Regions from separate parts of the Homo sapiens genome. Here region 1 is linked to region 2. The links are chromatin contacts, found by Hi-C or POLR2A ChIA-PET in ENCODE. All regions are on one chromosome and are shown on one strand. The core of a region is the stretch at or near the end of the contact, and the rest is flanking DNA. Distances in the headings are between cores, read along the strand shown. Region 1 holds the start of LINC02558 (long intergenic non-protein coding RNA 2558). Region 2 holds the start of PATZ1 (POZ/BTB and AT hook containing zinc finger 1).

Evidence for each region. Hi-C counts contacts between places; a loop is a spot of excess contacts on that map. ChIA-PET counts read pairs that join two places held with the same protein, here RNA polymerase II (POLR2A). Pooled maps may share reads with other maps.
Region 1: a pooled map shows a loop between it and region 2 (24-fold over the local background). The contact joins the promoter of LINC02558 here to the promoter of PATZ1 in region 2. A Hi-C loop is called at or near these places in 6 of 37 single-sample maps with no recorded cell type and 9 of 50 pooled maps. POLR2A ChIA-PET finds 5 or more read pairs at or near these places in 1 of 52 experiments (activated T-cell).

The regions. Positions count from the first base shown.
Region 1 is chr22:31,967,388-31,972,844 of GRCh38, forward strand. It overlaps LINC02558 (long intergenic non-protein coding RNA 2558), which reads left to right and starts at 3,436. Exons shown (of 5, transcript NR_149128.1): 1 at 3,436-3,525. RefSeq lists enhancers at 2,566-2,615, 2,686-2,795.
Region 2 is chr22:31,344,396-31,349,375 of GRCh38, forward strand. It overlaps PATZ1 (POZ/BTB and AT hook containing zinc finger 1), which reads right to left and starts at 1,951. Exons shown (of 5, transcript NM_014323.3): 1 at 1-1,951. The coding sequence starts at 1,207. It overlaps LINC01521 (long intergenic non-protein coding RNA 1521), which reads left to right and starts at 2,364. Exons shown (of 1, transcript NR_120386.1): 1 at 2,364-4,980. RefSeq lists silencers at 707-776, 1,327-1,746, 2,117-2,186, 2,237-2,456.

The DNA of each region.
Region 1 (5,457 bases), core at 2,186-4,685, 620 kb after region 2:
TCTCAGGTGATCCACCAGCCTCGGCCTTCCAAAGTGCTGGGATTACAGGTGTGAGCCACCACGCCCAGCCATGGCCCATCTTATAGATGAGGAAATCAGGCTCTGAGAGGTTCCAGATCTTCCTGAAGGTCCCATGGCTTGCAAGTGGGGGCAGCAGGCCTCAAACTCAGGCTTGCTGACTCATGAGCCTACTCTCTTCCCACCATGTGATGTTTCTCCAGCCTCCCGAGTTTCCTGGGGAGGAAAGGAAGATAATCCAAGAGCCCATAAAGCCCCAGGTGCTTTCAAGTTGGCCACCTCCTTGTTGCTCACCACCATTGAGGGTGCAGAGGAGCAAACCAAGGGTCTAGGAAGTGACAAGATCTCTCAGCTCAGCAGAGCTTCATCATGAGAGCCACTTTCTATTACAGGTGCTCTCCACCTGCCTTTAAGGTTCTGCCTGGCCGGGCGCGGTGGCTCACGCCTGTAATCCCAGCACTTTGGGAGGCCGAGGCAGGCGGATCACGAGGTCAGGAGATCGAGACCATGCTGGCTAACATGGTGAAACCCCGTCTCTACTAAAAATACAAAAAATTATCCGGGTGTCGTGGTGGGCACCTGTAGTCCCAGCTACTCGGGAGAGTGAGGCAGGAGAATGGCGTGAACCCGGGAGGCGGAGGTTGCAGTGAGCCGAGATCACACCACTGCACTCCAGCCTGGGCGACACAGTGAGACTCCTTCTCAAAAAAAAAAAAAAAGAATTAGGGCAGGCGGGCAAAAGGTGTTTGTGCATGACACATGAGCCTGTGGGGTAGAGGCGGGAGAGGCGGGGTACAGGGACATGTGGGACAGATGGTTGCTGGGGTAGAAGCCTCCTCCTCACCAGCTGGTTCCCAGGGACAGCATACTTTGTAGCTCTCATTTCCAGGCCTACACCTGAGGCAGGGAGAAGAGGGGAATGAGCAGGCACATCCACGAAGCTGAGGCCTCAGGGGGCAGGACTGGTGGAAGGGGCCCTCTGCCTCTAGCTACCTCATAGCCCACCCCAACCAATAAATAACCATGGTTTTGCTAGTGCCTCCAAGTACTGGACCTCAAAAGTCACAAACTACCCGGAGATTAAAAAGAAATGAATAGGCTGGGCACGGTGACTCACACCTGTAATCCCAGCACTTTTGGAGGCCGAGGCAGGTGGACTGCTTGAGTTCAGGAGTTTGAAAGTAGCCTGGGTAACATGGCAAAACAGTAAATACAAAAATTAGCCAGGCCTGGTAGTTCCAGCTACTCAAGAGGCTGAGGTGGGAAGATTGCTTGAGCCTGGGAGGTCGAGGCTGCAGTGTGCCAAGATCGTGTCACTGCAATTCACCCTGGGGAACAGAGTGAGACTGCCTCGAAAAAAAAAAGGAGTGAATAAACACGAAGATTAGGCCCTGTGACCCCCAACACACACGCACACACACACACATGCGCGCACACACACACACACACTCCTTTTTATTTTGAGATAGAGTCTTGCTCTGTTGCCCAGGCTGGAGTGCAGTGGTGCAATCTCGGCTCACTGCAACCTCCGCCTCCCGGGTTCAAGCTATTCTTGTGCCTCAGCCTCCTGAGTAGCTGGGATTACAGGCGCGTACCACCACACCAGGCTAATTTTTGTATTTTTAGTAGAGACAATTTCACCATGTTGGCCAGGCTGGTCTCGAACCCCTGACCTCAAGTGATCCGCCTGCCTCGGCCTCCCAAAGTGCTGGGTTTACAGGTGTGAGCCCCTGCGCCTGGCCATACTGCTTCCTTAATGTATTAGGGTTCAATCAGAGAAACTGTACCAGTAAGGGGATACAGATTAAGAGATTTGTTGCAAGGAGGTGATTTGCGTGATTGTGGGGCTGGCTAGGTAAGTGCAGTAAGTGCAGGCTGGAACTCTTGTCAAGGGCTGAAGTTGCTATCCACAGGCAGAATTTCTTCTTCAGGAAAACCTCAAGTCTGATTTTAAGGCCTTTCAACTGCGTCTATCAAGCCCACCTAAATTATCCAGGATATCTTCCTTTTATGTAAAGTCAACTGATAATGGACTTTATTCGCATCTACAAAACAACTTCACCAAAACATCCAGTTTAGTGTTGGAATAATTGGGGCCTTTAGTCTAGCCAAGTTGACACAGTAAAAAAGACATCACACTCAGCAGGGCATGGTGGCTCAGTCCTGTAATCCTAGCACGTTGGCAGGCCAGGGCGGGAGGATTGCTTGAGGCCAGGAGGTCCAGACCAGCCTGGGCAATGTAGAAAGACACCATCTCTCCAAAACATAAAAAAAGATAAATTAGCTGGGCTCGATAGCTATACCTATAGTCCCAGCCACTCAGGAGGCTAAGGTGGGAGAATCACTTGTGCCCAGGAGTTTGAGGCTGCAGTAAGCTATGATCATGCCACTGTACTCCAGCCTAGGTGACAGAGCGAGACTGTGTCTCAAAAACAAACAAACAAAAAGCAGTGGAACGTTGCTTTACATATATTAGAGCACTTACCACATGCCCTGTGGTTAAGTGATTTGCATGCAGCATCTCAGTTAATCTCAGAACATCCCGTGACGCAGGTATCCTTCTTGTCCCTGATTTTACAGTTCAGGAAACGGCCTCAGAGAGGTGAGGAGACGCCCACAGTCGCGTGGCATGGTGCACCTGTGTTCTGAACTGTCACTTGCCTCTCCCTGTGAGCCTCTCTTTACTCTGCCTTGTCTTCTTGTCCTGGGGCAAGAAGTTAGGGTTCAAGACCCTTCGGGATGTGAGGATGTTTCTGCCACTCTGGACATTAGTTTTCTCCCCTAAGTGGCTCTATCTCTCCCGGCCTGAGTTTGGAAGGGAGACACCATTCTGGTACGACTTTTCTTAGGCCTGTGCTGCCATCTATGGGGCTCGAAGGTGCTCGCCATGCTCCAGACCGGCCACCTGGCAGTCAGGTGAGCTTGCAAGTGTGAAGAGCAGCGGGATGCGGGGGAGGGAGCAAGCCCAGTAACAAATAAAGCAAATATCATCGGCCCTTGTCCTCAGCTGCTCGCTCAGGCCCCCCAGAATCCTGTAGCATTTCTGGGGATTAAGAGGGTGGTGGGGTTTTCACCTCTATCACGTCTACTGCCAGCCTGGCGCCCAAAGGTTCGGCCGTCATCCGCCCCAGCGGGTCCCTGGAACCGCCGGGATGCCCAGGCTGCCAGGGGGTCTAATGGGGAACTGGGAGTTTCTTTCAGGTCACAGGATAGGTCTGCAGTGCGACTCAGGCTCCCGCGGGGACCTGCCCACTCGAACGGGGGAGGAGGAAGAGGCTCCGGGGGAGAGCCAAGGAGGCGGGGAAGAGGAGCGGCGTCCCGGGAAAGGGGATGCTGGAGCTCCTGCCGACGCTCCACCTGTAGCCCCGCCCTTGACTCCGCCCACTTCCCCAGCCCCTCCCTTCCAGGCGCAGCCTCGAGGTGGCGCTGTGGAGCCGCGCAGGGTCTAGGGCGACTCTCTGAGGGAGCCGCGGCCGCCAGGCTCCGTGGGTTTTGGTTCAGGCGCCGGTTAGTGTCGGGGTAGGCCACGCAGTGAGTTGGCTTGAGGCAGGAGGCAGGCGGAAACCGAGGCTGAGAGGCTGGCTGTCGCTGCCACCCCTCAGCAACCCCAGTGCAGCTGGTCATCCTGTCAGCCGATCAGTCAGTCGCGTCCCCAGCCCGGCTCACACGCCTCCTCCATCAGTCCCTCAGTCAGTCCCTGCGTTTCCTGTCTTTCCCTTGCCTTTCTCCCTCTTTTTTCTTGTCTTTTCTTTCTTTCTTTTCCTTCCTTCTCTCTCTATTTCTCTCACTTTCTTTCCTTTTCTTTTTCTTTTTATGAGAGGGGTCACCTCACTATGTCACCCAGGCTGGAGTGCAGTGACGTCATCTCGGCTCACTCAGCTTCGACATCCTGGGCTCAAGCCATCCTCCCGCCTCGGCCTCCCAAAGCTCCGGGATCACAGGCAGAGCCACTGTATCCGCCCAACCATTGCGGTTCCTGCCAGGTGGTCGGCTGGCAGGTCGGCCCTTGTCACCTGGGTCCCCGAGCCCTGCACACTGTGAGGGCGAACAGAGTCCATGGAGGATGGTGAGGGGAGGAAATATGTGGAGCCCAGGCCTTGCTTTTTCTGTTTTTTGTTCTTGTTGTTGTTGTTGCTGTTGTTTTGTTTTTTTTTTTTTTAGACGGAGTCTCGCTCTGTCGCCCAGGCTGGAGTGCAGCTCACTGCAAGCTCGGCCTCCCGGGTTCACGCCGTTCTCCTGCCTCAGCCTCCCGAGTAGCTGGGACTACAGGCGCCCGCCACCACGCCCGGCTAATTTTTTGTATTTTTAGTAGAAACGCGGTTTCACCGTCTTAGCCAGCATGGTCTCGATCTCCTGAACTCGTGATCCGCTCACCTCAGCCTTCCAAAGTGCTGGGATTACAGGCGTGAGCCACCGCGCCCGGCCTCTTTTTTTTTTTTGAGTCTTGCTCTGTTGCCCAGGTTGAAGTGCAGTGGTGCGATCTCTGCTCACTGCAACCTCTCCCTTCCGAGTCCAAATGATTCTCTTGCCTCAGCCTCCTGAGTAGCTGGGATTACAGGCACTCACCACCACGCCTGGCTAATTTTTGTGTTTTTAGTAGAGGCGAGGTTTCACTATGTTGGCCAGGCTGGTCTTGAACTCCTGGCCTCAAGAGTCTGCCCGCCTCGGCCTCTCAAAGTGCTGGGATTACAGGTGTGAGCCACTGTGCCCGGCCGTTTTTTTTCTGTTTTTGGTCAGAGTTACTTGCCAAAGGGCTTTGGTTTTTTCCCCTCAGGATCTCCCAGGCCCTTGGGGGGCAGAGGGGACAACGATGCTGACCCGCTCCTGAGGTGGCGCTCGGCCAGCACAGCTGTCCCTGGAGCAGAAGAGTGGCAGTGGAGGGGCCAGAGCCCTGGCTTTCAGCGGCTGTACTGAGAGTTACTCCACGTTCAGCCCTTCCCCGCCCGACGCGGATTGGCTGTGGGCTGGGTCTGATCCTTCCCGGACCTGGAGCAGCTGTGGGCTGGGCCTGATCCACTGACTGCCTTCTATGTTAGAGCTGGCAGCATGGGGGCCCAGACCCGGGCCCTTCCAGGAGGTGCCAGGGCAGTGGGACCCGGCCCTGAGCTGGAGAGAGCATTCCTGTGCTGGTCGTGGCAGTGCTTCCACCTCACTGTGTGTGCTTGTGCAGGTCACTTCACCCAGGCCTCGGTGTCATCACGGACAGCTTTCAGAAAGGGGAGACAGCCTGGACATGGTGGCTCACACCCATAACCTCAGCACTTTGTGAGGCCAAGGTGGGGAGGATCACTTGAGGCCAGGGGTTCAAGACCAGCCTGGGCAACGTAGTAAGTAACCCCATCTCTAAAGAAAAAAAATTAGCTGGACATGGGAGGCCGAGGTGGGAAGATGGGGCTTGAGCCCAGGAAGTCGAGGCTGCAGTGATCCTCGACTGCACTC
Region 2 (4,980 bases), core at 701-3,200:
GCACATGGTAGGACATGCGGTCTTTTCTCTTGAACCGCAACCCACACACAGGGCAGGAGTAGGGCTTCTCCCCAGAGTGGGACAGCTTGTGCCGGTTAAGATGATACACATCACGGAAGATCTTGCCGCAGATCTCACAAGCCACCTGCTTCCTGGTCCGGCTCCTCTTTCGGGGGCCGTCGGGGTCTTCAGAGATGGGTAGCCCATTCTCACCCAGCCTCGGAGGAGGAAGGTCGATGTAGCCCAGCTGGAGGCTGGTGACACCGTGCTGGGCCTCGTGCTGCCGGAGCCGGTTGGCATCAGTGAACACCTTACCACATAGACCGCATGGAAGGATGCCTGCCTCCCTCAGGCCCCCTGGGGACCCAAACATTGAGTCCAGCAGGTTGGCCTTCCTTGGGCGGCCCCGGCCTCGCTTGCCAGTCAGGGGAGGGGCACTGGATGCCACACTGGGGAATGGGGAAGTCAGCAGTTGGGGGGATAGGGGTCCAGCCACCATGGGCAAGCGGTCCACCCCAGGTAACACAGGCAAAGAGGCTTGGCCTGCAATGGCTGCACCAGCCGCCCGAGCTGCCTCCTCCTCTGGCTGCATGCTGCCGGCGATGCCATTGCTGTTGGCTGCCAAGGCTGCCCCGTTGGTCATGTCCAAAGGGAAGCCCAAGTCCGAGGTCCCAGGGGGGCGAAAGAGCATTATATCGGCGCGGGCAGGGGGTACCAGGATCTGTACGTTGGACTGTTTGATGACTTCCTGGCAGATCTCGATAACCGACCTCATCAGCAGGAACTTGGCGGCCGTCATGAGTTCGGGAAAGCTCTCCAAGCGCACCACGATGCGGGAAGTGTAGGCGAAGTCCAGAATGTCCCCAAATACCTTGGAGCTGATAGTGTGCATCTCCAGCTCCCGGCTGCCCCCGGCCCCGCCGCCTGGTGCTGCCGTCGCGCCCCCTACATCAGCCGGACCCCCGTCCGCAGCTCCGCCGTCGCCCAACTGGGCGCTGAACACCGACTCAAAGTACTCGCTGCAGGCGGCCAGCACGGCGCGGTGCGCTGGGAAGCTCTCGTCGCCTACCCGCAAGAGCACGTCGCAGAAGCGCCCGCCGTTTTTGCGCTGCTGGTTCAGGTTGTGCAGCATCTCCGTGCTGTGTCTGCTCACCTGGTATGTGTAGCAGCCAGACGGGCCGCACGAAGCGTCGTTCACCCGCTCCATGGCCGCCGCCCCCTCCCACTAGCCCGGCCGCTGCACCTGCCCGCCCCCTCCCTTCCCCTCAGCAGCGAGAAGCGGGGCGCAGCAGACGTGTCCACACTCCCCACACGTGCCGGCCCGAGGCTCTGTAGTCTCGCAGGTGCGCCGAGTGTACACGCCCCCAGCCCGGATCAGACTGTCTAGACTGCGGGGTGCACCACCCCCCACATAGCCAACCCCCGCCCTCGCTGGACTGCGCGCCACTCTCTCCTCTCCGCCCGCCCGCCTCCCCTTCCCGGTCTACCTTCCGGGGGGGTGCGCGAGCGAAGAGGTGCGCCCCTCCTGCAAACGCGCCTGCCACCTCCCCTCCCGCCCGCCAGGCGGCGCCGGCGCGCAGCCAAGAAGGGCACGCGCACGCGGGGAGGAGAAGGAGGGGTCCGCCGCGCAGGCGCGCGCGCGCGCCGCGGCTTTTCCCGGGCCCGCTGGGGGCGCGCGCTGCGTCCCCTGCAAAGCGCGAGCCGGGGCGGGGGCGCCGGAGCGGAGGAAACAAAAGGCGAAGGCGAAGGCGGCGGCGGCGGGGCGCGCACGGGGGCGGTGGCGCGGGCCGGGTCCCGGAGCCTGGAGGGCGGTGGCGGCGGCGGCGGCGGCTGGAGCGGGCGGGCGGCGGCGGCGGCAGAGTAGGCCCTTCCTCAGGCCGGGAGAAGGCGGCGGCGGAGCGGCGGCTGTGCGGCCCCGGGCTCCGTGTGTTCGGAGCGGAGGAAAGATGGCAGCGGCTGCACTTCCTCTTGCACTTTCACCCCTGGGGGGAGGAGAAGGAGGGGGCGATACCAACAACACCCCCCCTCTCGCTTGCAGAAAAAAAAGAAACGGCGAGCTCAGAGTGGGGGCCCCGGCGTCCCCGGCCTTGCACGTGCGCGCCCGGATGCCTAGCCCGGGCCGCCTGGCGCTGCAAACTTTACACTTTCTTTGTGCCGAGCGCCCCCCCCTCACCAAGACGAGGATGCACGTCCCCCCTTCCCTATTTATACACCCCCCCCCCGCAGTCCGCTCCCCCCGCTTCCTGCCCCCCCTCCCCATTCCCCAGATCCGCCAATGCTAGAGCAGCCTGAGCCCCCGTCCGGCCCCCGCCTCCCCACCCCGCCCGCGGGGCCGGGGGCTGCAGTCTCAGCCCCCCCGGACCAATGCAAACGAAGCGCCGAGCCAGCAAACCAGCTCCCACTGCCCCTCCCCTGCCCGCTGAGAGTGGCGGCTAGCAGGGTGGGGGGGCAGGAACTGAGGGGTGCGGATCCGGGCCCCCCAGCCTGCGAAGCGCACTCGCAGGTCGAGCGGGCGTCGTCCACCCTTCGGAGCCCCGCTTTCATGCGTGAAATTCCCAGAAGTCGCCTGCGACCGCCTCCCTGCTTCAAACACCAGAGAGGGCCCGGGGTCCTGGCCGGAGACAGGCCGAACCTCCGGAGCTGCTTCTGCACCCGGTACATTGATCGATCTGATGGGCTGCGCGCCCGGAAGAGCTGGAGAGATGAAGCCAGCGTCCAGCTTCTCCCCCAAACCACAGCACGCCGAGCTTTGTCCCCGGGGAGCGTGAAGTCACCAGCTCCGGGAGGCGACAATATGAGGGCGATGGACGGGGCAGGGACCCCCGGAAGCCCCAGCAATCCTCAGGGAAGTGGGGGTGCCGGAGGAGTCGGGGACACCCTCAGGCCTCTCCAAGCCCGGAGCATCCCCAGCGCCCGCAGCCCTGTGAGACGCCGGGTGCTCTGGTAATGGGCCCTGCCGCCAGGCCTCGGCGCTTTGTCCCCGGCCCGCCCGGGGATGCTACCACGCTAGAGTTGTACACCAAGGTTTGTCTTCCCAGGAAGCGCTGGCGGCTGCCTTTGGGCCGCCTGGCGCGGAGCCCCAGGCTGCAGGCGCCGCGTGTGCGGGCGGGAAGTTCCCACAGTTGCAAAGAGGCAGCGAAGTATGTGTTCCAAACTTTCCACGGTTCCAAACTGAGCGCTTCCATTAAGAGAAGCGGTGTGCGGGGGAAAAGCATTCTGGGTATTAGCATGCAAATGAACGGGCCCGGCTTCCAACTCCGCTCGGGATTCCCACCGCTGCGCGCCGAGCTCGCGCCCAGCCACGCGCGCCCTGAGGCTTCCGGGCGTTGCCCTGGCGGATGATCCGAGTTCAAAATCGAGACCTCTGCCTTCTGGTTTCGTGTCCTGGTGCTTAGTCACTTGGCCTCCCTGAGATTCAGTTAAACTGTTTCTTAACCTGTGCACAGGGACAGCAGCACCTGTCCTGCACACCTCCGCTCTAGGGCATAGTACATGCCAAACTCCTGTTGGAGAGAATGAATTAGAGGCATGAAGAAAGTTCCCTGGACACGAAGCCAGGAGATCTGTGTTCTAAGCCCAGACTCACTGTCACCTTAGGCTAGTGCCTCCCTCTCTGAGCCACAGCTTTCTTGGGCGGATTTTGGGAACTGGCACGTTTTATTTTTGAGAGAGCTGCTGGGAACATCCACAGAGAAAGAGAAAGGGGCCGGGCGCGGTGGCTCACGCCTGTTATCCCAGCACTTTGGGAGGCTGAGGCGGGCGGATCACCTGAGGTCGGGAGTTCGAGACCAGTCTGACCAACACGGAGAAACCCCATCTCTACTAAAAATACAAAACTAGGCCGGGCGCAGTGGCTCATGCCTGTAATCCCAGCACTTTGGGAGGTCGAGGCAGGCGGATCACCTGAGGTCGGGAGTTCTAGACCAGCCTGACCAACATGGAGAAACCCCGTCTCTACTAAAAATACAAAATTAGCCGGGCGTGGTGGCACATGCCTGTAATCTCAGCTACTAGAGAGGCTGAGGCAGGAGAATCGCTTGAACCTGGGAGGCGGAGGTTGCCGTGAGCCGAGATCGTGCCATTGCACTACAGCCTGGGCAACAAGAGCGAAACTCCGTCTCAAAAAAAAAAAAAATACAAAATTAGCCGGGCGTGGTGGCACATGCCTATAATCCGAGCTACTGGGGAGGCTGAGGCAGGAGAATCACTTGAACCCGGGAGGCGGAGTTGCGGTGAGCCGAGATCGCGCCATTGCACTCTAGCCTGGGCAACAAGAGCAAAACTGTTTCAAAAAAAAAAAAAAGAAGAAGAAAGAAAAGAAAAAGAGGTTTGCTCTGAGTGTCCAGTGTATACACACATCGTTTCTCCATAGTAGGTACAGATATTCCTATTCAACCATTGGAACTGGGGAAGGTGAGTGACCTGCCCAAGGCCACACAGATAGTGATGGAGCCAGGATTCAAACTGGTTAACTGCCCCTTTCTCACCAGTGGCTTCTGAAACCTGTCACCCGTCCATGGCTCCACTTGAACCAGGAACTGACTCTCTGTCTGCTATGCTTAGAAAACAAGGTGCCATGACTGGCCCCATTCCAGCGGATTCACCCGGTGAAGGTGGGTTCAGAAGGTGGTGCTCTGAGGAAAACAGGGAACGTGCATCAGCCCTGTTTTGCAGATAGGAAGCCTGAGGTTCAAGGAGCCAGAGTGGTCCAGGATCCCACCTTGGGGAAGTGGCCAGAGACAGTCCAGACGCCGTTCTGATCCCACCTGGGAGCTTTTTTCCAAATGTCGCCTTGGCAGTGTGATTGTGGGGGTGGGAGTAACCTCTCTACTTCATCCATTACTCTCAGTCTTGCCCATCTCTCAGGCTCCTAGGAATCCATTATGTAACTTAAGGCATGCTTGCAGAACATGTCTTTTTTTTTTTTTTTTAGGTAACATTCAACTGACATAAAATTAACAATTTTAAAATGTATCATTC